Regions from separate parts of the Mus musculus genome. Here regions 2, 3 and 4 are each linked to region 1. Evidence: chromatin loops called from intact Hi-C (ENCODE). Cell type or tissue: heart. All regions are shown on one strand. Region 1 overlaps Gm30563 (a long non-coding RNA gene). Region 2 overlaps Asap1 (ArfGAP with SH3 domain, ankyrin repeat and PH domain1). Region 3 has its middle 23 kb from the start of Gm46509. Region 4 overlaps Gm30632 (a long non-coding RNA gene).

Region 1 (8,000 bases):
GGGCGGCATATTCTAGTGTTCTTGGCCTAATTATAAATGATAACTTAATTTTCACTCAAATGGTTGATGTTTCCACATTCTCTAATGTATTTGGAGAGGCGTACACACACACACACACACACACACACACATAGAGAGACAGAGACAGAGAAAGAGACAGAGACAGAGAGACACACACACACACACACACACACACACACACACACAGAGAGAGAGAGAGAGAGAGAGAGAGAGAGAGAGAGAGAGAGAGAGAGAGAATTGTAGAGGTGGGAAAGGGAGAGGTGGTTTACAGCTTACTGTGGAAGGATTGCTTGTATAGGAGTTTCCCTTTGTATAAGAGATTCACATATTATAACATCTCTCTAGAGTCCCAATTGAGCAGTTATGAGTCATTATGAAGGAAGAAACTAGAGATGGCTGAGGACAGTTTGTTATGGTTTGAGTCTAAATCTAAAAGGTCCCTCAGAGGCTTGAGTCTTTAAAACTTGGATCCCAGTTGGTGTGCTGGGTTTTTGTTTTGTTTTGTTTTGCTTTTTGAGGCAGGGATTCTCTATGAGACCCTGGCAGTCTTAGAGCTGGATGTCTAGACCAGGCTGGCCTAGAACTCAGAGATCCATCTGCCTCTGCCTCCTGAGTGCTGGGATTAAAGGCCTGCAGTATCACCGCCTGGCTGGTGGTGCTGTTTTGAGAGGCTGTGTGACTGTATAGAGGTGAGGGCTGGCTTGCAGAGTAGTAACTTCAGAAGGTTATAGCTCAGCTGGGATCCAGCCTGAGCTCTGCTTCCTGGTCACCAGGATAGAAACAAGCCTCAGTCAGAGGCTTCCACCACTGTGGAGGTGCTCCACATGTCTCCATGGGACACGAGTGTCTGTGTCCCATGAAACTGAGCCATATTAAAGAATCCCTTCATTTATGTCTATTGTGTATTGGGGCACAGTGATTAGAAAAGTTACTGATGGAGATGTGAAAGACTTACCTGTGATAACATCATGAGCACTGGTAATGGTAGCTTACCCTGTGAGTTAGGCACTGACTAAGAACCACATGCATACTGTACTTTTTTAAGTGGTTTTTGCTATATCTCCAGGAGGAGGACTCCTGCCTTGATGTAACTAGGCCATCACACATTTGGCAAGTGGAGCTGTAAGATTTACACTCAAGCTGTCTGACATCAGAGTCTGTGCAATCAAGCCACTATGCCCTCCTCGGCAGACATTAGGCCTCTGACATGTGCCCTGCAAACTTGGAGCATTAATTGAGCACCTATTAGGATCTAGGTACTGTGCCTAGATACAGAGGCAACAGAGATAACAGCAGACAGGGTCCCTGGCCTCTGGAGTGGCAGAGTCTGATGAGCAAAGAGAATAGACATATTCAACCTAATCTCCATGATCAGGGTATAGGCAATGGTATAGGCATAAACTGGGGAAGGGCTGATGTCTTACGCGCGTTCACAACCGGCCAGGAAAGACGCAACAAACCGGAATCTTCTGCGGCAAAAGCTTTATTGCTTACATCTTCAGGAGCAAAAAAGAGAATGGCGAAACCCCGTCCCTTTTAAGGAGAATTATCCTCCGCCTAGGACGTGTCGCTCCCTGATTGGCTGCAGCCCATTGGCCGAGTTGTCGTCATGGGGAAGGCAGAGCACACGGAGTGGAGAACTACCCTTGGCACATGCGCAGATTATTTGTTTACCACTTAGAACACAGGATGTCAGTGCCATCTTGTAATGGCGAATGTGAGGGTGGCTCCCCACACTGATGAGTTCAGTAGAAACTTCCCTCAGGAAGGATGGCTGAAATTGGCCTTAGTGGAGGAAAAATCAGATGAATGTGTGTATGCAGAAGTCAGGAGGATGGGGGGACAGGCCAGATGGAACGAGCCACTGGCACAAACAAGGGTATGGCAGAGAAACTGTCATAGGGTCTAGCAGGAAGGCAGATTAAGGACATCAGAGGGTCACAGTTGCAGAGGGGACTGTGTTTGAAACACCTATAAGACCATTCCCATCCCCAAATCCATCCACTGTCAGGTGACAACTGGTAAGGCATTTATCATATGCTGAGGATATGGTGAGGAAGTGGGGGGGGGAGGGGAGACATAGTGGGTGAAGGTTTTGCTGACTACAGAGACATGTGCAGCACCCAGAGAGGGACTTCGCCCTGGGCCAGCCTGTGCGTCTCTCATGAGACAGCCCAGCACAGAGGACGGCTATATAAGCAAGGGGCTCTTGCATGTTCCCTCTGTCCATTTTCTCTCAAGAGAAAAGGGTCTGAGAAGTGGAAATGCAGAATTTAAGAGTAGCTAGTTCATCTACATTTGCTTCCTTCTACCCCCCCCCTTTTAATGACAATTCTGGGTTCAAATTAATTGGTACCAGGCCTCACCCCAGAAGTCCAGAAATAGAATGTAGCTCCAGGCAGGACCTCAGCCCCTCACTTCCCTGAGTCCTTTAAGTGTCCTTTAATAGCAATGCCTTTCTCCTTGGTTTACTACTTTGAGGGGATTGCATAGCCTGATTAGCATCTTCTTAACTATTACAGCTAGCAGTGACCTTGAAACTCAGTTTTCAATACTGCCCTGTACCATAGTATCCTTTGGAAGGAGACTGCCTGAGGAAAAACAAATTAAAGTCACCTGAGGTAAACCATGAACTTGCTCATGTTTGGGCCACGCTGTCAGCGTTTCTTACTTGCAACGGAGCACATTCTGACAGACAAATATCCCGGGGCTCTATATTTCAACCATCTTGGGAAGAGTGTATGAATACAGAATAGCCATTTTCTCTTCCCGTTAGCTTTTCTCCTCAAAGCTGGGACTCTCTTTGGCAAGTGGTTCTGACCATGGTTCTTCTTGCCATTCTTTTCAACCCTGGTTTTTAAAGATAGTATTGCCATTGCCAGCCTATTCTCAACCCGCAATCCTCAGCTTCCTGAAGGCTAGGTTGACAGGTGCGTGCCACCTCACACAGCCCACTGTTCTGGCTGTGGCTGTAGAGTAAGGGTGGGGTTTGTCCTTGTATTAGAACACAGGGATGACCTACACATCAGAAGACAGTGTTATCAGTGGGTTCTTTGATGACAGTTAGGAGTGTTTTGCGCATAGTAGGTGTGTATTTTCTCCTCACATCTTGCGTTGGTCACTGTTATCACCAGTAAGCATTTGAAGATGAAGCCTCTACCTTGTGTCATCCTTGGTCTTCCTCTTCATCATAGGGACCTACTTTTCTTTTTCTAGCCACAGCTCAGTCAGACTTGCTTGAGTGCAAGTGCCGCTGAACTGCTTATCGGCTCACAGAGGACAGAGAGACCGGCTCTGTTTCTCTCCAGCCCTTGGGACTTGGGTGCTCCCTCTACACAGTCCTCCTCATCAGGGATTTCTGTAGCCCAGCCAACCTGCAAGATCCCATCATAGGAAGTGCCAGGTATTGGAGTGGCAGTTCCCGTATAAGAGACAGTTTCCCATCACAGGTCGACCTACTGTGTGGGATGGTAATGTAATATGATGAAGTCGTAGGCTGTGGTGCTCAGTGAATCTGGGTTTACATTCCCATCTCTAGAGACAAAATGTTCTCAGATTATTTTGGGTAGTGGGTGTGGAGGTAAATGCCAACAGTTCCAGTAACTGGGAGACAGATGAGAAGATCATGTGCATTTAAGGCTAGCCTGGGCTACGTAGTGAGTTTAAAGCTAACCTGTGCTATATAGTGAGTTTGAAGCCAACTTTAACTACCTAGTGAATAGTCTATTGAGAACTTATCTCAAAAAACAAAAGCAAAAACAAAACAAAACAACAACAAAAACCTTAAAAAACAAGTTGCTGAATGTATGTAAATTTGGTCTCATTCCTCTAAGATGCGGTAAATAAACTATTGTGTCCCTCTGGATGGCTGCTGGGTAACAGGAATTATGGGTGACAGAGACTCCTGAAGCTTCTTATCATTGACCCAAGGTTTAATTCTGCTACCATTTCTATGCTTGCTGGCTTTGGGGACCCTGGGAAGCCTCAGAGCATTCTCTGGGCCTCAATTTCCCCACTTGTAAAAAAGGACAACATCATACCCCCCACCACATGCTCATCACAGGACGACCGTTGAGGTTCACACAAGCAGAGCAATGGAACACTCCTCAATTAGATTACTTTTATGAGATAACGGGGAGATGCTGTGAGCAGCTGCTTGAACCTCTGAGAACAGACACTGGAGGGCTGGGGTATAGCTCAGTGGTAGAGCACCAATAGTCCCTTAATTAAGGCGGAGCAAGCCCTCAATACAGTATAGGAAGCAGGCCAGTCTCAGCAATGATGTCACCAAGGAGCCTGGAGAAAGAGACACAGCAGAGATCTGCTTTAGCATGGAGAGAACAGAGGAGAATGGAACCCAACAGAAGCTCACAGGTTCACGGGTTCAACCGTCATAGAGGCTGGTCCTGAGGATCTTTCTCAGGGTATAGCCTGTTGGCTGTAAGCTCTGCCAACAGAGGAGACAGTCGGAGCTGTAGTCCAACTCCCTAATCCCCTCCCTGCAAGGGTTCAGTTGCCTGAGGGGATGGTGGGAATTCCTTTTGCATTGGAATGTACAGTAGGTGCCTTCAGGAAGGACTCTGCCATTAACCGGAAGCTATGTGGGTATAGGCAGAGCCAACTTCAGGCTAAGCTGGCTCCCCTGGGCGGCATCCTGAAAGGGTGCCTGAACCCTGTCCCTGGAGGCAGCCTGGATGGGAGGGAGGTAGCCTTAGTTTCAGTGTCTCCGGGAAGCTGGGTCACAGAACATAGGCTCCCTGGGGAAGGGAGGAGGCTTTCCTGAAGGAAGAACTTTCAGTCCCTCTCTGCCAAATCCCTTGTCTCCATGGAAATGCCAGAGAGGTCCAAACAAGAGGTCAGCTTCCTTGGGGAAGGGCGGGCCAAGCATGCCAGTGAGATGCCTGCCTGTAGTATCTCACTCTGATCTGAGGCACACCCATGACGCTCCACATCTACAGGTCCAATATGGGAATGTCAGTGGCCAAGGGAGTGAGGTGCTGTCTTGGGCAGCCCAGAACAAAACCTGGAAGCTCTGAGATCATCTGGGACCTGGGAGTGACATGACTTGTCTAGGCTACATAGATGTTCCACACATGAGGACCAAAGTCTCATCTTGTGCACCTTCCATTGATCTAGAATAACCTTCCCTCCCTCCCTCCGTCCCTCCGTCCCTCCCTCCCTCCCTCCCTCCCTCCCTCCCTCCCTCCCTCCCCTCCCTCCCTCCCTCCCTCCCCCCTCCCTTTCTTCTTGTTAGCAGTGCTGTTCCTGCATCCTAACTTGCTGAATATTTACTATGTATCAGGTCCTACTCTCTTTCCATACACAACCTTATTACTTATCAGTCCTTGAAGATACACATAGCATCTCTGGCTTATAGATAGGATAACTATCGTAGGAACCTCAGTGTGTTGGAAAAATCCCAGAGCTGATAAATAATCAATCTGTTCCATTAGCCTTGATCACCTGGCAGGTGACCCAGACCCAAGAAATGCCACTTCACCTTTGAGAGTCTTCTGTTCCCTTGAATGACCCCACTCACTGACCCTTCCTTCTTTGTCCACAGGGACTACCGATCTCTGTCAGCTTCTGATGTTTAAATGCACATCTTGTTGTAGAACAAAGACAGCAGAGGAAGAAGCCTCGGGCCCTTTTCAAAATAGCTGTCTAGATTAATAGCGTTCTGCTTTGACTGCCAAGGTAATATCGATGCTGTCTGCAGAATGCCAAGGGACTCTAAATAAATAAGAAGAAGGGAGAAAATAAACCCTTGCATGTTTCTTCTGGAAACTGTTCATGACCCTGCCCACTTACCCACCGATGGTTCTGACGGCTTCTCCATCAATTTGTTTAAGAACAGAAGTGGGAGCTATCTTCTTCTTCTTCTTCTTCTTCTTCTTCTTCTTCTTCTTCTTCTTCTTCTTCTTCTTCTTCTTCTTCTTCTTCTTCTTCTTCTTCTTCTTCTTCCAGAGACAGGGTTTCTCTGTGTAGCCCTGGCTGTCCTGGAACTCACTTTGTAGACCAGGCTGGCCTTGAACTCAGAAATCCACCTGTCTCTGCCTCCCGAGTGCTGGGATTAAAGTTTCCAGTTTCTTGTTTGGTTTTGCATCTTAACACGGCGGTTTAGATGCTGGCAGTAGCTTCCCTGATTTGATCTGCCTGGTCCTTGTCCTGCAGATATCTCGTCACAGTATGGGGCTGCTGGCTGGCTGTGGCAGGCTGACAAACCTTAACACTGATTTCAGCAAGTGCTTGGCTAGAGCTGTCAAGGTTCTTCTCACCAAGTTTGACCTGAGAAACAGCAGGCTTGTCCTCAAAGGCCCCAGCGTACCACTTATAAATGCTACCAACCATTTATTTTCCTTTCCTGGGAAATACAGGGGCCAAGAGCCAGCCAGAGTGTTGTCCAGGTTCTGGGAGCTTGCATCACCCCTGGGTAGGATGTAAAGGCAAATGATCCTGTGGTGTATTTTCCACTTGGCTAGTAATCTGTAGTGCCCACCGTGATGACAATTTGTATAGCTGCTTAAAGACCCTTGATAATGGATATTCCTTATGACTGATGTCACTGCCCCCATGAAGTGGTTTCCATACCAGGAGGTGGGCTGACCCAATAATAATAGCTTTCTTTGAACATGAGAAAGCAGACAGTCAGCGAAAAACTAGAGGTAGGAACTGAACTCCAGTGAGCCTTTCTGGTGAAGGAAGAGACATCCTGGCCTCCAGGAGTCCCCCTACCCCCACCCCCCAGCCAAGGGAGCTAGCCTACCTAGAGCTGGAAAATAAGGAGAGAGGAAAAGAAGGCATCTCTGCATTCACCTGCTTTGTCCATTTTTCTGGGCAAGGTCTACAACATCCTCTATCCCTATCCTATATGTAAGCATGCAAACACACACACACACACACACACACACACACACACACACACACACACGGGGGGGGGGGAGGAAGAGAGAGGGGAGGAGGATGGGGAGGGGGAAGAGAGAGACTTATTCTTGGAACCCTAGTAAGTCACATTAATGTTTGGAACATGGGATATACCTCTAATAGCCAGTGTTTTTAGGCAGGTAAACAAACAAACAGCCCAGAGATGTAAGAACTAATAATGAGGCAAATGATTATCAGGTATAGATATAGCCTTTATAGTTACTAACCTAGGATATTCAATTAAAAGTCATCTTTAGCAATCAAATACAGCATGATGTCTGGGTGAGAAAATCAGTTTTTTTCCAGCATAATAAATAGATAAAAATTTTTAAAAAGTCAATTTAGAGTAACTATGGACAAATTAGTTTTCATATCAAGTTATGTTACCATGTATATGAAGAAAATAGGCACAGTTCAGTGGTAAAACACTTGCCTGGCACATACAAAGATCTGGGTTCTACCCTTGTAACACACACATGTGTGCATATAATATAAAGATGCCATTGAGGATTATGTACAAATTCACAAATAAATAGAAATAAATATTTATAAGAGAGGTGGCTCCATACTCATACTATACAATGTCTGATGTTCCTAAATTAATCCTTAAATTGAACATAATCTCAACTTTAAGAATACATTTTTGGTGCAATTAGCCATAGTGAGGCTTATGTGTAAAAAAGAATTCATTGATAACATATACAGATTCTGAAAAACCTAAGGTAGACTATGCTTGAAAGCTAATGGAGCACACAGTAAAGCTAAAATAAAATGAGCGGTTTGGTAATAGCACATAACTGGACACACCAGCAAAAAACTTAAGTGGGGTCTAGGAATAGGCTCTGATGCATCAGAAATGTGGTTAAGAGGATTCCTCAAATGGTGGAAACAGGGGGATTATTTTAAAATTGGCATTGTGTTCAGACAAATGGAAGTCATCTAAAATGACATTCTTCCTAGTTCCTATACAAAAAAAAAATCAACTCCAGATGAAGAAAGGTTTTACATTTAAAAATATTCATCCAAAGTATTAAAAGAAAACACGTATTTAAATA
Region 2 (8,000 bases), 58 kb before region 1:
TCCCCTAAGTTGATTTTGGTCAGACTGTTCTCATCACAACAACAGAAATAAAACTAGAATACCTAAATATGTCTAAGTCCTTTTAAATCTCAACAGCCTTTCAGAGCAGGAGTGGCCTCAGGAGAGACAACTCCTTCCATGTGTCTCCCACTAGGAATGTTAGAAGTGGAAAGGGTCTTTTAAGAAGCTAACTAGACCAGCCTCACACAAGCTTATGCCTGGTCCTGACAGCAGCCACCACCCAGCCACCCAGCTTGGCTGTATTCTTCGTAACCATGTTACACCTCCATTCTCCAATGGCCATATTTTCACAGGTTAGCATGCCTGGAATAGAAAGCACATTCCTGCCGATGCATTCTGACTTCTGCTTTCTCTGCCAGCACTGTTAAGACATCAATAATGCATTCTGTAATCAAAGGAATCCCAGAATCAAAAGAAATGAGGTATATGTCTAAGCAGCATTCAATACCGTCTACTTAAAGCCAAGCACAGACTATATAGGAATGGCATGATAAGAAACAAAGAGACGAATCCCTCCTTTAGATCTTCCAAAGAATCATGCAAAGCACACCTGGTCCCACAGGAAAACTCACCTGCACATCCCACCCTCCCCCCCCACACCCCCCCCCCCCCGTGTAGCTGCAGTTCATAAATCCTAGGCACGACATTCTTGCATATCTGCAGGGCTAATGAGAAATGAAACCCAACCCTTCACCCTGCTTGTTCACGTAGAACATGTCTAAAGAGAACCCTTCACACTGAAGAAACATGGATGGACTAGAGATCCGATTATCTTCTGTTTGGCCAGATCCATTCATTCCTACACACTAGGTGGCAGATGCTAACAAGACGCCATCCCAAGCTGAGCACTGTCTTCTGATGCAAGCCACACAGGTGAACCTTTAGTTGTGCCTACCTACAAAAGGAGAAGCTACCATAAAACAGAAAAGCGATGCACGTGGCTGGATGGAGTAGCTCTGGGGAGCTAGAGAACAGCAGCATCAGGTTTTGAGGTGGAACAAGAGGCTATCAAACACACAGAAAGGAAGAGGCTCTAAGTGGACCCACAAGGCCACAGCCTAAAGAAACTGCTCATTGTGGGAGCGTGTGTCATTCTGCCTAGCACAGTGCTGCTCCATCCAGAAGGAGATGGCAGTAGAGGTTTGTTATTTCAAGTCTGCTCCTATCTAAAGCTGGGTGACCACAGGCAGATGGGAAGGTTTGCAATTAGGAAGTTCTCAACCTGCAAGTGGAAGCGCAGAAGGAAGAGGCTCTGGAATATGCCGGCTGACGTACCAGAGTATCTGCCTCTCCCCTTACCAGTTTCACCTTTATGAACTGGGTGTTCCAATTTTCAAAGCTCGCTTAATAAGAGTAGCCTCAGGCTAGACATAGGACCTCTGCACCTGGCACTTGGGAAGGAGGATCTAAAGTTGAACTCATAGTCCTTGCCTATGTAGCCAGACTGAATAATTTTCTAAAAAAATCCTTGTTTCAAAATTAAATACATAAACAAGTAAATTTACAGTAAGTTCCTTCAAGGGCCTGCTGTGAAGTAGACCTTCTGGGAAAACATGGGTAACTGACGCTTCCTTTGGCATCCTTTGCCCTTCTACTTCTCAAAAATGGTACAAACTTGGTCTTCCAGGGATTAAACCAAGAGAGGGGATCTATTTCACATGCTGTTCGAAAGTTTCATGACAGCACATAAGAATGTTCTAGTGCTGCAGCTAGAACTCCTGTCCCTTTCCATAGCCCTAAGAACGGCTGCTGCGCTGCAGGTGGTCAGTAGCAACTATTGTTGCCAGAATACATTCCCTGAATCAGTTAAAAAGGGGGTGGGGCTAAGACACTTCTGCTTGAAATGTCAAAATAGGAAGGCGGAAATGCCTTTTAAGTTGCAGGCAATACAAATAACAAAAATGAATTATTAATTAGTATGTACAGTAGACATAATATATGCATAGATATAGATATAGTCTCACACATGCAAGCAGCCTTGCATGCTACTTCCTCCAGCTGGACAAGGAAGCCCAGTGCCATATTTAAGAAGGCTATGTGACCTAGGAACTCATAGTATATGACCTAGGAACACCAGGGCCAGGCAGCTCAACCTTCAAACATCTCTCTGAAAACCTGCCTCTGTTTCTTAGAAACGTTGCTGCTTGCCAACATAGGAGGATCCTCTCAGTTCCAGAAACGGCATTCATTATCTTGGAGTCTAGAGTCTTTGCTTCTAATGACGATGAAACAGTTTCCACTCCGACAGCTGTTTGTCTCCTAGTGTGAAGGGTGTCAGCACAGTGACAGGATACTGAGCTGGGTGCGCCGACTCACTGTAATTTCAGGACAACTCCTTGAGCCACTTGGGGTCACCTTCACAGGACGGCAAGCTGTGGACATCAGGGTGCCACCTGAAATGGAAGGCTGTTGGAAAAAACCTCTCTGGCAAAGCAAGACAGAATTATGGGGAAAGCAATCTGTCACTTCTCTCCACCTTCCTCTCCAGAGAAGCCTTCAGGGAACAAGATGACCCTCAGCCAGGTCTGTGCCTGGTCCAGTGCATGTTCAGTGAATTGATGAATTAATAAACCAAACAAATATCTCATGCCAAGACTTTCCCAGCAGAGTCCAACTCCCAGTTGCCAAAGGATTAGCAACACGTTATCAGGACACCGGTTCCTACAAGCCTCTTGCTTGGCAGTTATGCATGGTATGAGGTGTCCTGACAGGTCCCATCCTCTAGAACCCGCTGCAAACCAAAGTTCTCTCAGACATTAATCCAGTCTCCTCAGTTTCCCCAAGATTTTATCCTCAAATAACAAAGAATTAAAAGCAGTTAATCAAGACAGATGTATTTCATCCCCCAAGGGGCAGCATATATGGCCGAGGCTACTAGCCAAGGAGGGCTACTAGCTCCTTGGGATCTCAACGTGCCAGTGGGGAAGCAACTAGTGCGGAAGCAAGGGTCATACTGTCTCTATCTCACAAGCACAGTGAGGGTTCCTGAGAAGAGAAAGCGCAGCAGAGATATCCTCTCCCAGCATCTCAATAGCCTGACCTGATGGGTACCCTGCTCCCTCGAAATCTTGAATGACTAGGACTCAGATGAGCCACTACATGACCAAAAGGGGAGACGCTGGGCTGGCAATGTAGCTCAGGTAGTAAGGAACTTAGCTGCGCGTGCGTGAAGTTCTGGGTGTGACGTCACACGTCTGAAATCCAAGCACTTCAGAGAGAGAGGAGAGGCGGAAGGATCCAGAGTTTACAAACACGCTGAGCTATAGAGCAAGCCTGAAGCCAACCTAGGCTGTGTGGAACCCTCTCTGAAAGAAGAGTGGAGCGAGAGACCCAATGCTAAAACCAAAGGCCACCATTCCCAGGACAGGCATGTACAAAGATGCATCTGCACCCCGACATGAAGTGCAGAGGAAGGCACACAGCTGTGTCAGGGCCTTTCCCCATGGCCAACTGCAGAAAAACAGCTGGGCACTTTCCAGATTCCCTCAGGGGCCCCGACCGACGACGACAACGACGACGACGGACTTCATGTGCTGGATCAGGACATTCCAGCGTCAGCCTGCTTCCTCTGCAGAGACATTTTCCTGACTTGTTCTGGCAGCAGACACAGGCTGAAAGAACTGCCCTTCCTCACACCACCCACCTCCATGCTGTGACTGATGTGGAAAGCGGTGGCCTGGCAAGGAGCAAACTGGGAAGTCCAGCTTTGCAGAAGGCATACCTAGACATCTCTGAAGAGGGAATGGACAAGCACTGCCTTACTGGAAACAGAAGTGGAACTTACAGACTGACAACTGACCCATAGAGAGTAGGAGAGAATGAACTTCAGCCATGGCTCCATCATTTCAGAGCTCATGGGATATGGTCAGGGAGAATCCACTACCCTACCCTGCTCGCTCTGTCTCTCTGTCTCTCTCTGTCTCTGTCTCTCTGTCTCTCTCTGTCTCTCTCTGTCTCTCTCTCTCTCTCTCTCTCTCTCTCGTTTAGGGGAGACAGGGGTTTTCTGGAAAGCTTGCTTCAAGTGAGTTACTGGCCTGTGGGTGATATCCAAATAAAGCATGATAGCTTCAAGGAGAATAGGCCTCTCATCAGGCAGATCTAGTAAAGGCTGGTATCTGACTATACATCCAGTCTGAAACCTTCTCTGCAACCTGGCTGTAGTAATGAGTTATCTATTCCATGTGTGCCCAGACACCGTTTGGTACAGGCTTAGAGAGGGAATGAAAACTTACCCAAAAGAAAGGAGGGGAGAGGAGGGAGGAGAGAGGATGAGAAAGAGAATCCTTTCTCAGTAGTATTTGTTGTAGAAAAGATGCTCTCTGTGTGTCTCTGGTAGTAATGATAAAGGGGGGATTATCCCACAGGACTATAGACAATCTCACAAGCAACTTCAGCAAGAGGCCAGCACTCAACACTCAAGGACCAGCCATTAGCCAACCTCATAACTTATAGAGCAGCTCTTTACTCTCTGGTCACAGTCAACAAGGAGTCCCCCTAGTAGATGGGAGGAAGAGGGGAGGCTGAAGATCATCTTCCAAGCTCAGCCCAAGTCTCAGCTCTCTCCAGGAAGCCCACACCTTTGCTGAGACTCTGCCAGCCATTCGCTCTTTGCCCCTCAAAACCACATATCCACAGGAACCCCCAGGCTGCTGTTCTAGAGCTTGCGCTACCCCATACCTGGCCACACCTTCCTAAAGCTCCTTGACCTGGCCAGCAAGCACGGAAGAAGCAGCTAAAGGCATGAGTCATTATGAACCCGCAAGTAAAACCACCATGACACACCACTTCACATTCATTAGTTCGGCCACAGACAAGAAAATGGTCCAACATCAAGTCTTGGCAAAGGTCTGCTGGCTGGTGGAAATGTTAAAAAAAATAATAATAATAAATCACTCAACCACTTTGCAAAGGTCTGACAGCTCCTCAAAAAAGTTAAAAATAGTTACCTGATGACTGAGCGATTCCACCCCAGGCATATGCCCCAAGGAATTGAAGACATGAACTCATATAAACACTTGTAAATGAATGTTCATAGCAGCACTTGCCATGACAGCCAAAAAGTAGCAACAGCTTAGATGTCCATCAGCTAGTAAATGAATAAACATTGCAGCCTACCCACACAATGGAATTACTGAGCTATAAAAAGGAATGAAGGGACAGGATGGTTCAAGGCAGCCAAGGTTACCTAGCAGGAACGTGTCTCAAAGAAACAAACCCCAAACAAGCAAACAGCCAGACAAAAGGAATCCTGGCACTATACCACAGCCTGAGTAGATCTTTACAACGTTAATTCTAAAACATGCTGAATGAAAGCCAGACATGAAATCTTACACGGACAATTCCATACACGCGAAGCATCCAGCAGAGGTGCATACATAGAGAAGAAATGACTGGTGGTTGCCAAGGGCTGGGAGGGGGAGAGGGGAACCAGGAGGCATTGTGGCTTCCTTTGTGGGTGAAGAAAACATCTTGAAACTACATAGAAATGATAGTCACACATTATGAATGGGTAAGATTTATGGTTAGTTTCACGTTAATTCTACATCCAGTGTGTGTGTGTGTATGCATGTGAGCCGACCCTTTATGAAATTATCATAATTCAAGGGAGCTGTGTGTCCCCTACTGTAATGAAACAGCCTATTGCCTAGCCTATGGTCCAGTCCAGTTCCCTCATGTCTCCTTTAAGCCAGTTGTGTTCCTTGCAGCCAAAAGCTTAGAATCACTTCCCTGCTGTGTGACCTCAGAGAAATATCTCACTTCTCTGAGTCTTCACTTCATCACTCCATAAAACAGGGCTGAATCATAATACCAGTGTTACTAGGTAAGGTTCAGACTTATTATGATGGCTCCTATGAGATTGTTAGGTGGAGACCCGAGGCTGACTTCATTCACTGCTTGTAACACAAATTATGACAATCTCAGTGGCAGTATGATCCATCTGGTAGAACTGGGTGGGCTCACATCGGGAATGGCAGCTGTGTCACCAGCTTGCTGAAACCCAAACTTGGCTTCTGTCACTCAACTGTGACCTTGGGAAAATTGCTGCTCTGAGATTTGGTTCACTCACTTGTGACACAGGAATAGTTAAGAGGATGGAACGTATCAGTATCTGGAACATGTAAGCTGCCATTGTCATTGTCAAAGAACAGACCCTAGTCATTTGCATAGCAGAGTCTGGTTTTCTATGTCCATGGCCTCCCTCCTTCCTCCCACAACAGTAACTGCTTACAGAGTGTACCCTTATTACTGAGTAGCATCAAAATGAGGTGGATCAGGTAGGACTTTAGCCCCCTCAGACCAGGAGTTGAACATCTATGGTCACAAGCATCACTTTCAAAGAGCTCTGTCTGTTTCTTCACACCTAACACTGCAGCCAACTCTCACCAAGTTTTCTGGGCACACCACCAGACTACATTTCCCAGACTCCTTTGAAACTGAGGGTGATTATGTGTCAGGGTCCTAGCCAGGGAAGGTGGAAATGGGGTAAGCCATTAACAGGCTTTTAAGAAACGGGTGTGTCTTCTCCACTTCCTCCTCAGCCAAGGAATACACAGTGTGAGAAGCTGTAGGACTACAGAAGCAGAAGAGGCCTATGTTTGAGTATGGCTACTAAAGGAATCAAAGATACCCATCTTAAAGGAGAAAAACCACATTTAAAAAAAACACTGTAGGGACTGTTGGTTGTTGCAGTCAACTGCACTGAATTATGCAAGGTTTCATGACTAGCCCCCCAAATACTATATCTGATGCCTACTTATATCAGAACCTGTAGATGCAAATACAACTGTAGTAGGCTCTGTTCTAACAAGGTACAGAATACTAAGGGAGGCAGATAATAAAACCGTCCTGAAGGAAAAGCTGGGCCAAGGAAAATAAATCGAGGAGCAGATAGGGTGAGGTCCACTCTACAGAAAGCGGGCTGGTCAGCTCCCGTAACGTGGGTATCCCAGCTCAGGACAAGGGACATCCTTCCCTGCATCCCAAGTAGACCAATGTAAAAGGCATTCACAGCGAGAGGATCAATCTGAGACCAGAGATGGAGGCATGAGGAGCAAGAACATGAAGGGATGGTGCACCTGCTGCAGGGTGGAGAAAGGAAAAGGCAAAGCAGGAGAGGAGGACAATGACTTTCAGGAGGATGGTGGGGCAGAGTCATCAACAGGCACCTGTGGCAGTTTGGGGACATTTGACTGTGTCATAGAGAAAAGCTGAATGGCTTGAGCCTGCCCATTCCAAGGAAGGCCTGTCTGAGGCGTCCACTTGTCAGCCTTTCCAGGCTGTTGCTCTCTGACCTGTGTGATTCCCATGGGGTGTTTTCCTGGCCCCTCCCTGATCTGAGCTTCTCTGCTGCTCCTCTCAGACTCACTCCACAGTCTTTCGAAGCACTTAGAACTTTTTAGTCATTCCCCCTAAAGCCTCTCCCTTCCTCATTCTCTATGTCCTCAAAGCTCTCTTCCATGAGTCAGCTTCTTAGGGAGGACCTACCTACACTACTCTCTTCAGAAGCCATGGTAACTGGCTGTCACGATGTCAAGTCACACAAAGGTGCGTAGAGCCAGGGACAGAATGAGAGAGCTGGAGGCAAGTGTTCTGGATTTGAATAAAAGCCATTACCTTTGATTTGCGGATTCTGAATATTTAATAACAAGGTTCAAGCCTAGTTTCTCCAGAATGGCTTCTTCCTACTGTTCTTACTAAAATGATTGTGGTGGTGGTGGTGATTGGTGATGCTGCTGCTGCTGCTGCTGCTGCTGGTGGTGGTGGTGGTAGTAGTGGTGATGGTGCTGCTGTTGGTAGTGGTGGTGGTAGTGATGTTGATGGTGATGATGCTGGTGGTGGTGGTGGTAGTGATGTTGATGGTGATGATGCTGGTGGTGGTGGTGGTAGTGATGTTGATGGTGATGATGCTGGTGGTGGTGGTGGTAGTGATGGTGATGGTGATGCTGCTGCTGCTGCTGGTGAATGGAACCTCTAGTTCC
Region 3 (8,000 bases), 60 kb after region 1:
CTCATGGTGCTCCCTGGGGGAATTATTATGAAGGCACGTGAGAATAGAGTCTGTTTGAGGAACTACTGGAAGTAGAGTAAGATGGGACTTGGATATGTAGTGGACATGAATTACAAAGACCCTTCCTCACTAGGTGGTGTGTTTGGATTAACAACACAAGCAAGGAGAAGTTCTGCAGGTGGTACAGCCATAGTGTATGATGGGCTCCAAGAGTATCAATAGGACAAGGGTGGGCCGTAACTCCCATGAGAGATGTTGGTGCCTACCTCCTGCTTAATGAATTAAATGTGGAACTGTACAGGTGAGTCATATTTAGAAATCGAAAGGAATGGCATACTGTCAGATGTTACAACGTGAATGAAACTTGGAGACATTATACTAAAACAAATATGTGAGTCACGAGAGACCACATTCTGTATGACTCCATTTGTATAAAATGCTCAGAATGGGCGAGTCACCCATGGAGACAGAAAGTAGATTAGTGGTTTCTTGCAGTTGGAAAGGATGGGTGTGGAAGATGACAGCTAGAAGATACTGGGTTTCCTTTTGAGGCAATGAAAAAAAATGTTCTTAAATTGATAGGCCTGACTGTACAATTCTGTGAAGATAATCATAATGATAACAAAGTACATTAAGTTGTACGTAGTCAAAAGGTTGCTCGCATTGCATGTGGGCTATGCTTCAACAAAGATGTTTCAGAAACAGAAAACAGTCTGGGAATGTAGCTTGGTTGGTTGGTAGAGTGCTTGCTTAGCGTGAAGACATCCTGAGTTTGGTTCTCAGCACAGTGTGACCCAGGTGTGATGGGACTGTGCTCTGATTTCAGCACTCAGGAGGTAGAGGCAGGAGGGTCAGAAGTTCAAGGCCGTCTTCAGCTGCATAGCAGTTTAAGGCCCCGTCACAATAAAAATGACAATGACATCATCAACAACAACAAACATATCAACAACAGACAAACCAAAATCATCCCAAACACTTCAAAACACAATATAGAACCTAAAGCAGTTCTGGTGACTCTGAGATCAGTTTTTGAAGATTAGCTTAGCCCTTCTTGCTGCTCATGGTTAGGTCCTTAAAACTTATCAAATCCTGTTCTAAGTACTGTTTTCTTCCATTTCCTTTTCTTCCCTTCTTTCCTATTTTTATGGGAATCTCTTTATCACATTTTTAAAATCCTCTTTCTTATTTCTGCTTTTTTTTTCTCTACCTCAACCCATCTGGGGCTCCTGGTTACTTGTTCTAAGCATCACCCACATGACTAAGCCAGTATGGCTATACCTACATCTATAACCCCAGAACTGTGGAGATAGAGAAGGTAGGATCCAGGGCTTGTAGACACTAGCCTAGCTGCATATTCGGGGGGAGACCCTAACTCATAGAAACAAGGCAAAGAATGATAGGGAAAGATACTTAACATCCTCCTCTGCCTACTGTGAGAATGTGCACACAAGTGTGCACACACAAAGAAATCTGCATCTTTTAATAATATTGAATTCCTAGTTAAACTATGCCATCCACAATTCAGAAAATGACACTGCCTGACTACAACTAGCCACCATCAGGTCCCATATCCAATGAGCATCTTTGGTGTTAGGTCTTATTCGATAGTACACTGAACAAAGCAAACAGGTTTCACGTCTTTGCCAAAGTTTTCAGCCTAATGGGGAGATGAACAAACATAGAAGAGTATAGAACAATCAGCAAGGCAAAGGAAGCACACACAAACACTGAACACAACCTCAGATGCAAATGACTAAAGTAAAGCCTAAGATTGGCTGGGAAAGGACAGACAGGTGTGATACCAGAACATGCTCAGCAAAGAGGAGAGTTCAGGTGCAGGTCCAGATGGGAGAGAAAGCATGTGTTGTCCCCTAAAGAAGGGGGACAAGCCAGTAAGAACCAAGGGAAGGGCAGAGACATGGTCAGAGATGGATTGTGAGCTGTCTCTCCTGACCACGGGTGCTGTTAAAGCATCAGGTCAGGAAAGCGTCACGGGTGCCATTTTCATCTCAGGCAGCTCCAAATCAGCAGGGATTGTCTTGGTCTACTCAAGGCAGCTGTAACGAAATCAAGCAGAGATTTCTTTTTTTTAAAAAAATAGATCTCAAAGCTGGACAGCCCAACGTTTGAGGAGCTCCTGTCTGTTGAGGACTGGCTGGCTGTGCCATCCTGTGGTGGAAAACAGTGGGTAAGAGGTGTGCAAGAGGCAAGAGCTTGACTTCAGCTTAATCAGCATAATCGATTCATCAGAGCAGAGTCCCCATGACCTGAAGACCTCACCTTTCCGCCCAATACTATTGCACTGGGACTTATTTCAACTTGAGCTTCGGAAGGGTTAAAAGTAACCAAGTGACAGGTACCTTGCACGGCTATGATGACACCCAACTCTGCCTTGAGTTTGTTATGTGCTGCGGTCACATCATTTCACCACTCGGGGTCACAGATTTCCACGTAGTAAATGGTGTTAGTAATAACCACCTGAAAGGGTTGTTGTGAAAGCTCACAGCGAGACACATGCAACCAGCTGGCACACGGTAGGTAAATGAACACAGGAATAAAAGAACCATTGCGCTGCACATGCGTATTCACCCTGAGTTTTTAGAGGATCCAGTTTTACAGATGCTCTCTACAGAGGAGAGTTGCTGGAAACCACGTGCAATTTCCCCTGTGGATTTGTATCTCCACAGATTCAGCTCTGGGGACCGTATGCTCATCTTAGGGATCACAGTGAAGATGGGCCTTTTCAGGGGAACAACCAAGTTGGAATGTGGGGTGAAGATGAAGCATTGGGCTCCAGTCAGACCCAAAGTGAACAAAGTGAAGACAGAGTTAAGGGACAGAAGAGCAAGCCTTGAGTATGCCAGCAGACACAATCTTACTAAGATCCAAACTTAGGTGGCCATGCCTCCATACACTGAGACTGCTCTCTACCCCTCAAGATGAGGTCTCTTCCTTGTGGTTTGGTCTCCCTCATGAGTTCATTTAATGGGGGTTTCTATGATTATTGTTTTTTTTTTAATTTTATTTTAGAAATGCTAAGAAGAGGGCTTTAGAGATGGCTCAGCAGTAAAGAGCGCTGGCTTTTCTTCTAGCACTGGCTGCTCTTCCAGAGGCGCTAAGTTCAATTCCCAGCAACTACATTGTGCTTCATAACCATCTGTAATAGGATCTGATGCCCCCTTCTGGTGTGCATGAAGACAGCATACTCATTTGCATTAAATAAGTAAATAAATAGATAAATCTTTTTAAAATGTTAAGAAGAGCACATAAAGGTAGGGAGAGAATATGTCGTGAGGGAGAAGTCTGGGGGTTAGAGGGAAGAGTTAGAGGAGAAATGAGTCACATATATTACATGCACATATGAAGTTGTCAAAGAATGAATAAAAATATTCTCAATTTTCTAAACAACATACTAACATACTACTGTCATCTTTTAAGATGTTGCTACCAGAATAACCTTTCTCAGAGAGACAGAATTAGCCTCCAGTTCTGGCCTCTCTCTTACTTGCTTGTGTTGGTTGACTCATTTCTTTAAGCCTCAGACCTTTTACTAAGAAAACGGGAATCATATTACCTGCCACATAGGTTTACTGGGAGGACTGCATGAAAGAATTCACCGATGTTTCTTAGCACAGGGGCTGGCACACTCTGCTAGTCATTATTAGCATTATCAAAAGGATAATAAAAGCTACCTCGCTTGCCAATTAGATGCGTGACAGATGGTACTTGCATTTATTATTGTTATTATAAAGGAATGCTGGAGTTTTATTGTAATCACTCTGAGGCTGATTGACAGGAAGCTATTCTCTGGGGGATTTAGGGAAGTGTAGCCAGTTCTAGGAAGCACACCCACCTGATAGTTTCCTGGACGTGGATTAGGAGTAACTGGTTCTTCCTGAATTAGGCTCAGGGAGAGAACACTAGCAGTGTGTCCCACCCAGGACAGTGTCTTCTGTCTCATGGCATCTTGGCAAACTGCAACGTATCACTTATTGAGGTCATGGTTGAAGGTCTTGGGAATTCTTTTCAGCCTGAACAATGCGAAAACAACCAGGGCAGCATCGGTGGAGGGGGCAGGTGCCTAAGGCAGCTTTGTACTCACAGGAGGTTATTTCGAAGTTCCACTGAGGGCTTCCTAGCTGAGTCTTGGTAACAACCCTTAGAACTTACTCCAAGGAGCCTGCAAGATGCCCCTTGGAGAAGCCCTTTCTCCCTGTCTTCAAAGGCTGGCCTTTAGAGGATATGGACACTTCTGTGTTCCAGGAAAGAGCCAGGAGGTGAGCTCTGCCCATAATCTCAAGGATTCAGGTATTTGGAGCAAGGGAACCTATCATCTCTCTTTGTATAGGCATCTGGATTCTGACCATGGCCATTAGTACCCCTTCTGTGAGTAGGCCTGAGACATGACTACTTGGAGAATGTGATGAGAGTGTTTCACATTTTAGACAGAATCTGGGAGTCAGGGCCAAGCTAGGCTGGACAGTTGCTATGCCCTTTGTATCTGTGTACTGTGGTCAAGTTACAGCATGGGTCTGAGCCTGGGTGTCCTTATCTCCAAATGACTTTAGTTCATGTGAATCTTGATATGTTTGTATGTAGTTCTATCATTTTGACATTTGTTTTCATTCTTCTTCCACTTTTTGTCTCTTGCCATCTTTTGAATCATTTGCACATTTCTCCCTCTCTCCCTCTTTCCCTCTCTCCCTCTCTCCCTCTCTCCCTCTCTCCCTCTCTCCCTCTCTCCCTCTCTCCCTCTCTCCTCCTCTCCCCCCACCACCCCTCTCTCCAGTGTTGGGGCTGGGGCTCAGGGCCTCGTATTCTCATACTGAGCTACCTAGCCCTGCATTACATTTTGTTTGTTCGTTTTTACAATTTTCTGGACTTAATTATGTCACTTAAATCCATTTGCTGGAATGTTACCCTTTTGCCTGATATTTGACGATGACACATTTGAGACATGCTTTGATTTATGTGAGGTCACAGGTGAACTTGCATGATGCAAATAGGGCCCTTGAAAGAAAAGGCATGAAGTAGAGAGGGAGAGAGGGAGGTAGAGAGAGATGGTGAGGTTATCCACTCTGCTTACACACCAAGAGGCAGCCATGTGAAGACTGGGAGAAGGTAGTGACCACAGCACAATATGAAAACCCTTACAAAACCTATTTTCTCCCTCACCTTGTATATCTATTCTCCAGAACTGTGCAAACTGCTTCCAGTCTGCGGTATTTTGTTTAAGTACCCTGAGAAGACCAAATAATATTCCCTCTGTTTTCTACCTTTAGTAGTTACTCTAGACTTGTGATATATACATGTAACATCTCATACTCTACCTAGAATCAACATTAGACTCTTTCCATGTGCATTTCAATGGTCTTTCTATCCTTCCCCTTTTACATTGTGTGGTCAAATATACTTCATGTACAAATTTTGAAAATCTAGACTGCCAGGATTAATCAGATTTCCTTGTGGCCCTTGAATACAGTGTTTAGAAGTTTAAGAAGAGATAAAAGTCATGTAAAGAATTTGTCATTTCCCCTGGCTGTTTCCAGTACAATTTGTTAATTTTTTTAGCATTAGCTTTTTCTGATATTTCTAATCAAGAAAATAGTATTTTCAGATGAAAGAAATATAAAAGGGATCTATACCTTATGACTGCAACTTAGACATAGCTGCATGAAATAAGCACAATGTAAGTGAATGCACTATTTTCTAAGAACCATATATTTCTATGAAGATGAAAGAATGTAGTTCCATCAGCTCTTAGAGACTGGAACTTATTTCTTAGCATATTCCCAAGTAAAGTTTGTACGTGGGAGAATTCAGCAGCTAGAGTGGGGTCTTCAGGCTTTTGTTGAGAAGAATTCAGTAATGGATTGTGAGAATTTAGGCTGTTGTTTTTTTTTTAAGTTTCTGGACGAAACATTCTTTATATATTAACACAACTAGTAGTCCTTGCTAAGAATCTAGGCTGCCTGCTTCCACTTCTCCCTTAGTAGATGAAGCCAACGGCAACAAAGAGAAAGCCTCAAGTGGCCGGAGGCCTTTCCAATTGTCATGATGAATATGAGGGCTGCAGTTCAAAGGACCAAGGAGCTTCAGACCAGATGACACCATCAGGGGACAACTTCGATGGTTCCAACCTCTGGAGGACACATTATAATCTTGGTCCAAGCAGATTTCCATTCCAGTTCCTTCTTATCTTATGTGTGGTCTGCCAGCACAGTGTTGGACTTCATGCCAAGCTAATCATTCCACCCTGGAGGCCAGCCATGAGGAAGGAATTCCGGATGGAAATCGCTGTTAACACATGGACTGCACCTTGTGCAAGAAACTGTATTTAAGCATCATAAGTTGACTCTTGGCTATGATGTTGTGACCCATGGGTCTAATAGTTATAGCAAAACCTTCACCAAAATCAGGTGGGCCTAACTTCTCAGCACATGGGTCTCAATGACTTAAATGTAATAGCTTAAATATAATGACTTAAACGTATTTACCACCCTAGGAGCCTCTGAAGTCTAAGATGGAAGGAGGTGCCCTATAACATCATAGTGGCAGCAAATTTCACACTAAATCTAGAAGAACTGCTCTAAGCTACAGGGTCAATGGCTTCTCAGGGTCATTGGGGAGAACTGAAAAACACCTGAGCTGACCTCAGTTATGGAGCTCATATCAGCCTTCACTAGTGGGCAGACTTGGGCAATCAGAGTCTGGGAGAAATGGAGTGCCAACCAAGTGAGTGTTGTGGTGTGTCTTCCAAAGCCAAAAGCTCCACAACCAAATGGTAAATCAACATTTCACCCCTTCAATAGCATGCTTCCATTCAATCTTCTGAAATAGTACTGTGACTTCCCTTTTAACTCTTTACATCTCTTTCTAGATATGTATTTTTCCTATATATACCATATATACTATACTATACTATACTATACTATACTATACTATACTATACATACATACATATGTACACACTTTAGAGGTTCTCCCTTTACTTCTGAGATTTTCAGGTGAATCACTCTGTACGTATAGATGATCACTCTACGCTCTGGGAACTATTTTTGGCTAACTGATTGGATGTGGAGTCTTAGATTCCACTCATATATAAATGAATGTGTTTCAGGACTTTATGGAATAGCCCTGGCTTTATTCTCATTGGTAATATCTCTTTAAGTAAATGTCTGTGGATGAAGCTGTTTCTACTATTTCTGAATCTATCTTCATCAATGGTGTGGAAGTACTTTTTTTTCCGAGATAGTGGCTCAGAGGTAGAAGAGTAGCTTGGCATTTGAGGGCCTGCATTCTTCTGTCTCGTGGCTCTGCAGATTCCTTCATGTGATCAGGATGGCTTCTGGAGCGTCTCTGAAGATGGATTGCCTCCCACACAACCATAATTACTGGTGGTCTGCCTGCAAATGAGCTTGCCATCAGGGAAAACCCCAGGGGAGGAAGATGGAGTTATAAATAACTTTATGTTTGGTTTCAATAATAGTTTTTCTAGTATTGTAACAAATTACCACACACCAGACATCTTAAAATAATACACATTATGTTTCTGTTGGTCAGGAGCCTGTGTATGTCTAACCTGCAAATGGAAAGGTAGAAAGTGAATGCTCAGAGCCTTACAAGGCTGGACATGAGGTCTCAACTAGGCTGTGGGATTACCTGAAGCATGGATGGGGCGTAGCATGCACAATCAGGTTGTCAGCAGAACTCAAGCCAGTGTTTGGTTGGTTGCTGGCTGAGTTCCATGTATAGGTTTTGGAGACTTCCCACAGTTCTTATCATATGGCCTCCAGATAAGCTGTTTACAACCTGGCAGATGATTTCAATGTGGCAAATGATTTCATCAGTGTGACTATTTTCTTCACTTGCAGACTTTGTGTAAGAAAATATATTCAATCACCTGTCTTTTTTCCACATTTTAAGCTTCATAGGTTCTACATGAACTCAAGGGATTTGTATGAAGACCTTGGGGTCATGTGAAGGTTTTTTTAAATGTG
Region 4 (8,000 bases), 120 kb after region 1:
GCTCTCAGGGGACTGGACCTCTTTGCTTTCTTTAGAGGAAATGCATCTTGGTGTGCAATATTACAAGTCAAGTCTCAAAGTGGCCTGCAGGCTCAAACCAGTGTACGTATTAGGATTAGGCTATGAGAGGTGTTTATGTATCAAAGAGTCAAAGAAGGACCTATGGAGATGGCTTAGTCAGTATGTTCTTATGTACAAGCTTGAGAACTGAATTGAGCAAGGGGGGAAAAAAAACTAGGCGTGGTGGTGTGCTTGTAATCCCAGCATGGGAGACAGTAGGCCAGTCACTCTAGGCTAGTTCAGTGAGTGATCCTATCTCAGTAAAATAAGATGGAGAGTGATTGGAAATCCCCCATGTCAGCTTTTGGTCTATAAATGTAAGTACATACATGTGTACCTTCCCATACATGTGTAAATGTGCACACTCACACACACACACACACACACACACACACAGAGAGAGAGAGAGAGCACCTACAAAGAACAAAACACACTAGGTATTTTGTGATAAACAGTGGTGATCATTACAAAACCACTTCCTCTGTATCCCCTATAACTAGCCAGGTAAGAATGGATGGTTTCAGACTTGACTTAGAGGTAGGGCCTTTAGTTTTAAGACTCCAGTAAGGTCATAAGCTAGGAAAAGTTCCAGACCTCGATCATTCTCATAGCTGCTCACTAACAATAGTGCTGATAATGTCACTAGACTTGTTAGAGTCAGAGGCTGGGTCTTGGAAGCCCTCACAAGCTAGGCTCAGCCACATGTCCTCAACAGAAATAAGGAGGTGACAGTGTAGTAAGGAGAAAGGAGATTTATTCAATGTGGCCATACTGGAAATAGAAACAAATAAAAAGATCCAAACACCTCCTCATAGTCCAAGCCCATATTAAGGTCTTAACATGAGGTTTAGGTTTAAATAGAGTGCAAGAAACACATGAAACTGAAGAATTAAGATCAAAGTGTGGACACTTTGCCCCTTCTTAGAATTGGAAACAATCACCCATGGAAGGAGTTACAGAGACAAAGTTTGGAGCTGAGACAAAAGGATGGACCATCTAGAGACTGCCACATCCAGGGATCCATCCCATAATCAGCCTCCAAACGATGACACCATTGCATACACTAGCAAGCGTTTGTTGCAAGGACCGTGATATAGCTCTTTCTTGTAAGACTAGGCTGGGGCCTAGCAAACACAGAAGTGGATGCTCACAGTCAACTATTGGATGGATCACAAGGCCCCCAATGGAGGAGCTAGAGAAAGTATCCAAGGAGCTAAAGAGATCTGCAACCCTGTAGGTGCAACATTATGAACTAACAAGTACCCCGGAGCTCTTGACTCTAGCTGCATATGTATCAAAAGATGGCCTAGTCAGCCATCACTGGAAAGAGAGGCCCATTGGACAGGCAAACTTTATATGCCCCAGTACAGGGGAACGTCAGGGCCAAAAAATGGGAATGGGTGGGTAGGGGAGTGTGGGGGAAGGTGTGGGGGACTTTTGGGATAGCATTAGAAATGTAGTTGAGGAAAATACGTAATAAAAAAAAATAAAAAAATAAAAATAATGAGTTCTGAAAAAAAAAGAAATATAGCAATAAAAAAGGATGCTTAGTAATTTAAAAAAATAAGTAAACAGAGTGCAAGAAGTATGTTTAACTAAGCAGTTCTGGTTAAGTGTGTCCCCATTTGACCTAATGAAACTCCAAAGTTTCTGCAAGGCAAAAGACACCATCAATAAGACAAAAAGACCACCAACAGATTGGGAAAGGATCTTTACCTATCCTAAATCAGATAGGGGACTAATATCCAACATATATAAAGAACTCAAGAAGGTGGACTTCAGAAAATCAAATAACCCCATTAAAAAATGGGGCTCAGAACTGAACAAAGAATTCTCACCTGAGGAATACCGAATGGCAGAGAAACACCTGAAAAAATGTTCAACATCCTTAATCATCAGGGAAATGCAAATCAAAACAACCCTGAGATTCCACCTCACACCAGTCAGAATGGCTAAGATCAAAAATTCAGGTGACAGCAGATGCTGGCGTGGATGTGGAGAAAGAGGAACACTCCTCCATTGTTGGTGGGAGTGCAGGCTTGTACAATCACTGTGGAAATCAGTCTGGCGGTTCCTCAGAAAATTGGACATAGTACTACCGGAGGATCCAGCAATACCTCTCCTGGGCATATATCCAGAAGATGCCCCAACTGGTAAGAAGGACACATGCTCCACTATGTTCATAGCAGCCTTATTTATAATAGCCAGAAGCTGGAAAGAACCTAGATGCCCCTCAACAGAGGAATGGATACAGAAAATGTGGTACATCTACACAATGGAGTACTACTCAGCTATTAAAAAGAATGAATTTATGAAATTCCTAGGCAAATGGATGGACCTGGAGGGCATCATCCTGAGTGAGGTAACACATTCACAAAGAAACTCACACAATATGTACTCACTGATAAGTGGATATTAGCCCCAAACCTAGGATACCCAAGATATAAGATATAATTTGCTAAACACATGAAACTCAAGAAGAATGAAGACTGAAGTGTGGACACTATGCCCCTCCTTAGATTTGGGAACAAAACACCCATGGAAGGAGTTACAGAGACAAAGTTTGAAGCTGAGATGAAAGGATGGACCATGTAGAGACTGCCATATCCAGGGATCCACCCCATAATCAGCATCCAAACGCTGACACCATTGCATACACTAGCAAGATTTTATTGAAAGGATCCAGATGTAGCTGTCTCTTGTGAGACTATGCTGGGGCCTAACAAACACAGAAGTGGATGCTCACAGTCAGCTAATGGATGGATCATAGGGCTCCCAATGGAGGAGCTAGAGAAAGTAGCCAAGGAGCTAAAGGGATCTGCAACCCTATAGGTGGAACAACATTATGAACTAACCAGTACCCCGGCACTCTTGACTCTAGCTGCATATATATCAAAAGATGGCCTAGTCAGCCATCACTGGAAAGAGAGGCCCATTGGACTTGCAAACTTTATATGCCCCAGTACAGGGGAACACCAGGGCCAAAAAGGGGGAGTGGGTGGGCAGGGGAGTGGGGGTGGGTGGATATGGGGGACTTTTGGTATAGCATTGGAAATGTAAATGAGCTAAATACCTAATAAAAAATGGAAAAAAAATAATAATAAAAAAAAGAGAAAAAAAAGTGTGTCCCCATTCATCATTGACCCATCATTGTCTGGACCCCTGTCTGTCCAGCAAGGTAGTTTGATAAATTGTTAGAATCATAGAAAATCTTTCTGGGAGAAAAGTTGCCCATCTGACTGGCACAGGTTTTCAGCCTTTTCTTTCTCCCAGCATGAGATTCCTGGGGGGAATTTCCAGGTACTTGAAGACCAGTGTGTCTGAGTATTACATAGTCTTACAGTCAAGGGGGGAAGGGCACAAGTACATCTCTTTAAATCATCTTTGCTCCACCTGGAGGACAATGAATCTGCTTTTTGCAGTCCTGTCCCCCTGCTTTTGATTTCTGTGATCACTGGTTGAAGTATGCTCAGTGTAGGACCATATGCCTTTTGCACACATTGTTGCCTTCAGTTCCTTCATCAAGGGCTCAGTGGACTTGCCAAGGGCCAAAGCTAGGAAGTAGAAGGAATGGAGTTTGAACCAAGACTGTACTCTTACCTCTGTACAGACTTGCTTCCTGGGGCACAGCTTAGCCAATCCTCATTTCTGTGCTGAACCAGTGTGCTACAAGGTTGAATGAGGCTGAGGTGTCTGACAGATGGGCGTGGCAATTCCAGGGAGCTGTGAGAGGCCCTTGGATCTTTCATTCAAGGCCCCTCATCTCCCACTGTTTGTTCTTCTCTCCACCTCTCTGACCAGGAGAGAAGAGTTTAAAATTACAACTTAGGCAAATTTAAAACACTGAATTAGTTGGCTATAGCACCCAGATTTTCTTGTGGAATAAGAGGCCAGAAAGAATGATGGACACTTAGCTAAGTCTAATTTCACATTGGTTGTTGCATTTATTGCCCCTCTATGACGACTGCTACATCATCATCCTAATCACCAAAACTTCCCATCAGCATCATCTCAGCCTCCTCACACATATCAGGATCTCCAGTCATTTATCAGCCAGTACCAGGACATATATGTCTGTTTTTACTGGCACAGCCATCCATTCCATCCCTTCACGACCACTCAGACCATCCTAGACACTTCTGCTATATGACCATCATATACTCTCTCCAGCAGTAGCAGTGGCAGCAGCAGGAGCAGCAGCTCACCATGGCAACTACCAACATTGTCATCATTCACTACCTACCACGCCCGTCATATATCTTCTATTGCCTTGGAAAATCCATTCTGAAAACATTACCACCTTGTTCATACATTTATGTATGAAGCTCAGATATTGTTTTAGTCCCAGCATGGCTTTTGCTGTCTATTTCCCATTCTCTTATTCACTGTTTGTGTCCCAGAGCTCTGTCCACCCCAAGCTAGAGGCCCTCTTCTGCCTTGTCTTATTTCTGGATCTGTATACATCCTCCAAGATGGAATTTCTTTTTTCTTTTTTTCCCGTCCTGAATAATCTGGCTATTCCCCTGTAGCTAAGGAACTGAGTGTCTCTTGAGACCCTGGGGGCTGTTAGGCTTTTTACCCGGCAGCAACAACCTCATATGGCAGACTTTATCATTAATGATACCTTTGAGTATTTTATACATGCCAGCTTCTCATTCACCCGAGGAGGGAGGCAGGGAACCAGATGACCAAGCATTCTTTCTAGTTCCTATATCATAATTATCACTTGCTGAGGGAGCTGGTATGAGATGACTTTAGCTGATTTACAGAACTATTTTCTGGTATGGGCTGCTAGCTCGTTGCTGAGGCAGAGGGAAGATTCAGTGGCAAGGTGCCCTTTCTATCTTGCTACTTCTAGAAGCAGCAGCTTCTGCTTTCGAGTCAAAGCCTGGTGGCCTCTGGGGGGCCAGACAAAAACTTATATGCTTTTCAAAGCATGAGTCATTGGTCTTTTTTGTGACTGTCCTCTGTTTTAAGAACATGGTAATTACTGAATCTGGGAGCACAGCTGTCCTTGGGGTGTGTATCAAACCATCTGGTCCCCACGATGTTCCCAAGTTACTTTCGTACCCAGTGGGCTTTTGTTTCTACCTTGTGAATTCACCTGATCACCACATCGACTGCCTGCTCATTGTCCTCTGTTGTGTCTTTGGCATGTTTCCTCTTATTGTTTGATGGCCTAGACAGCCCTGCCTGATGTTCCTGAGGTCACTGCATTAGGCAATATCCCAGGAACAATGATCATAGTGATATTTTTAGAGAAGGCCATGTGAGGCGATGGAAATTGTACGCAGTGTTCAGTATCCATGCCTGTGATTCAGATTTGGGCTCATCCACTCATGCGCAGGCTAAGTGACCTGAGTCTGAAGGGCCTCAATTTCCCATGAGACCATCTAACATAATGGCACCACCCGAAGAGTTATGGTGATTAAATGAAACAACAGAGCATTTGATTTAGAGCAATTCATAGCACTTACTAGATCCCTCTTTTTTTTTTAAAGCCAATTTAGTTCCTACTCCTCTTGAGCTTTCATTATAGCATCTTGATTGGAGAGAATTAAAATGCAGTTGAGATTGCTTTCCTGAGAAACCAAGGGACAATATTTCTCAAGCAATTATCTCCAAAGGAGAGCTAACCTGGGAAGAAGGATATTTACATAAGAGGTGACTCAGTCTCTGGGTGATTTATGTCTCCTGTATACACCATGCTGGGAGGGGGTTGCAGACATGGTCTCTACCCTCTATGCAGCTCTCTTTATAGTTGTGTCCACCTGATATTTTGCACATATCCATCAGTGCTGTCAGAATGAAGGGGCAAAAGAACTAAGCAGCTCCAACCCATCATTCATTGTTGGTGAACCAAAACTGCCTATGGTATCTCGGAGGTCTAGGTTGAATTCTTTTCATGTTCCTAGCTGGTTTTCCAATATTGACAGGTCTGTTCTCTTACTAAACCCCAGTTTCTTTGTCTACAAATAGATGTAGGAAATCTTACTCATCTTCAAGATGATTTAAGTGTGAAGGGAGGAAAGATCTGAACCCCAGTTGCTTCATAATGAAGAGTGAATTGCAGCATAAAATGGAAAAGACCAAAGCAGGACTCAGATATAGTTTTGTGGTCTATTACTAAAACAATTAGAAGCATTTTATGGTGCTTGTTGCCTTCCTCATTAGACTGGTTTCTTTCATATATCACATGTATAGGGTTTCTCATGACCTACCTCTGTCATCTTGGATTAGACCCTTCAGGCTAATATGATTGCTTCTGGGTCAACCCCTATAACCACTTGATTTTTCTTCCCACTCTGAAGCTAGGACTAGTGCCACTCAAAGCCTCTGCTAGGCTGTGAGGGAGGTATGAAAGCTGAGATAATGTTGGGAAGACAAATACCATACTACTCAGAGAAGCATTTTTAAGGATCAAGGAACTGCCATGATAATACTTTAGCTGGAGGTTTTTAAACATTGACCCAGGCAGGCAGAAATTCAACTTCACAAGTAGAACTAGCTATCCCTCCTAATACATACCAAATCTCATTCCCAATGCACTTCTCAGATTTCTCATTCTATTATCTACTTCCTGCCTGTCATTATTATTAATTTATATGGCTGGATCAATAATGGTTCTCCTTCCTCACTCGTTTTCTAACCACCAGATCTGCAACTGTTACTTACATAGATGGTAAAAAGACTTCAAATATTAGCCTAAAGATTTACAGATTATGTAGGTAGATTACAGATAATGTAATCACAGAATCCTCCTAAGAGTGATATGGAGGAGGTGAAAGATGGTGAGATCAGGGGTTGGAGTGCTGGGATTTGAAGATGGTGGAATACAAGTCAAGAAACACATACTAAACACTACAGAGGGGAAAGAAATCAATTCTATCTGCTCACAGCCTCCAGAAGAAGGCAATCTTGCTAATACCTTTAGTCCAATAATGTGAATTCCAGACTTCCAGTTTGTAAAACATATGACAATGGATGTGTATTGCTTTAAGCTGCGACTATTATTATTATTATTATTATTATTATTATTATTATTGTGATAATTTGTCATAGTACCAATAGGATAGTTATACAATATAAAAATAAGAGCTACCCTATGTCGAGCCAGCTGCTCAGCTAAGTGCTTTTGTATTATTTCACAGAACTCTCACAATGACAGTTGGTGTCTGTGGTTGTTAGTATTCTGTGTCAATGGACCAGATTGAGATTTGTGAGACATACTCTTTCACTTACAGAAAGAAAATCTTGTGGGATAGAGGTCCCTCGATCTAATAAAAGAGAAAAGGAGACAACCAACCAAATACCAGCATTGACTTTCTCTGCTTCCTCATCCACCATGGCTTCACAACAATCGCAAACTGACCCCTGACTCCACCCGGAACCTGAGCCCAAACAAACCCTTTCTGTCTAACGTTGAGTCTGTCAAGTGTTTTGTCACAATTTAATGGTAATTGTTGCCATTAAAGCTTAATTCATTCATGCTCAAACAGAATAAAAATGATGTGCCATGTTTTTCTGAACACACATTCTTCAGACGAAGGCTGTCTAATGTGTACAGACATCTGAGGGCAGAGACAGAAACTGCCACTTACCGATCTATGCTGTCTGCTCAGAGAACATTTCCCTGTTCCTTTCCTCACCTCTTGGCAACCTTGTGTCTGTCTGGGGCTTCCTCAATAGACCAGATTCCCACTGTTCTGAGCAGATCTCCATCCTTATGCCTGGCTCTGTACTGTCCCATGACCATCCTTTTCTCTTTCGTCTCAGCTAGTAAACAGTATCTCCTCCATCCCATCTCAATAGTCTCAAATTTAAAGCATCCACCGAGATCTTCTAGTCCCTGTGGCTGGCTGTTTTACTGGATTGGGACTCTTGTTAAAGGTGGTGTAATCAGGGAAGTTGTCTTAGGTAGGGTTCCTATTGCTGTCAAG

What was found. Hi-C counts contacts between places; a loop is a spot of excess contacts. Peaks named below come from ENCODE experiments on the same cell type or tissue, not always from the same donor. Only the 100,000 strongest peaks of a DNase experiment are listed, where the experiment ranks them.
Region 2: a loop joins it to region 1, with 1.9 times the contacts of the local background. A loop is called at or near these places in 3 of 42 quality-filtered maps.
Region 3: a loop joins it to region 1, with 7 times the contacts of the local background. A loop is called at or near these places in 5 of 42 quality-filtered maps.
Region 4: a loop joins it to region 1, with 2.6 times the contacts of the local background. A loop is called at or near these places in 3 of 42 quality-filtered maps.

What each region holds. Positions count from the first base shown.
Region 1 is chr15:64,417,113-64,425,112 of GRCm38, forward strand. The region is part of intron 2 of Gm30563 (a long non-coding RNA gene); the gene reads left to right. Among named protein-coding and RNA genes, the nearest start is that of Gm30563, 29 kb to the left of the region's middle. In heart, no CTCF peak of the experiment used is centred here; a DNase peak (open chromatin) is centred at 4,829.
Region 2 is chr15:64,359,270-64,367,269 of GRCm38, forward strand. All of the region lies in intron 1 of Asap1 (ArfGAP with SH3 domain, ankyrin repeat and PH domain1), which reads right to left. Among named protein-coding and RNA genes, the nearest start is that of Asap1, 20 kb to the right of the region's middle. In heart, no CTCF peak of the experiment used is centred here; DNase peaks (open chromatin) are centred at 2,402 and 3,572; H3K27ac peaks cover 363 bases.
Region 3 is chr15:64,476,954-64,484,953 of GRCm38, forward strand. No RefSeq gene overlaps it. Among named protein-coding and RNA genes, the nearest start is that of Gm46509, 23 kb to the right of the region's middle. In heart, no CTCF peak of the experiment used is centred here; DNase peaks (open chromatin) are centred at 3,878 and 6,158.
Region 4 is chr15:64,537,349-64,545,348 of GRCm38, forward strand. All of the region lies in intron 1 of Gm30632 (a long non-coding RNA gene), which reads left to right. Among named protein-coding and RNA genes, the nearest start is that of Gm30632, 7.3 kb to the left of the region's middle. In heart, a CTCF peak has its summit at 4,966; a DNase peak (open chromatin) is centred at 5,293.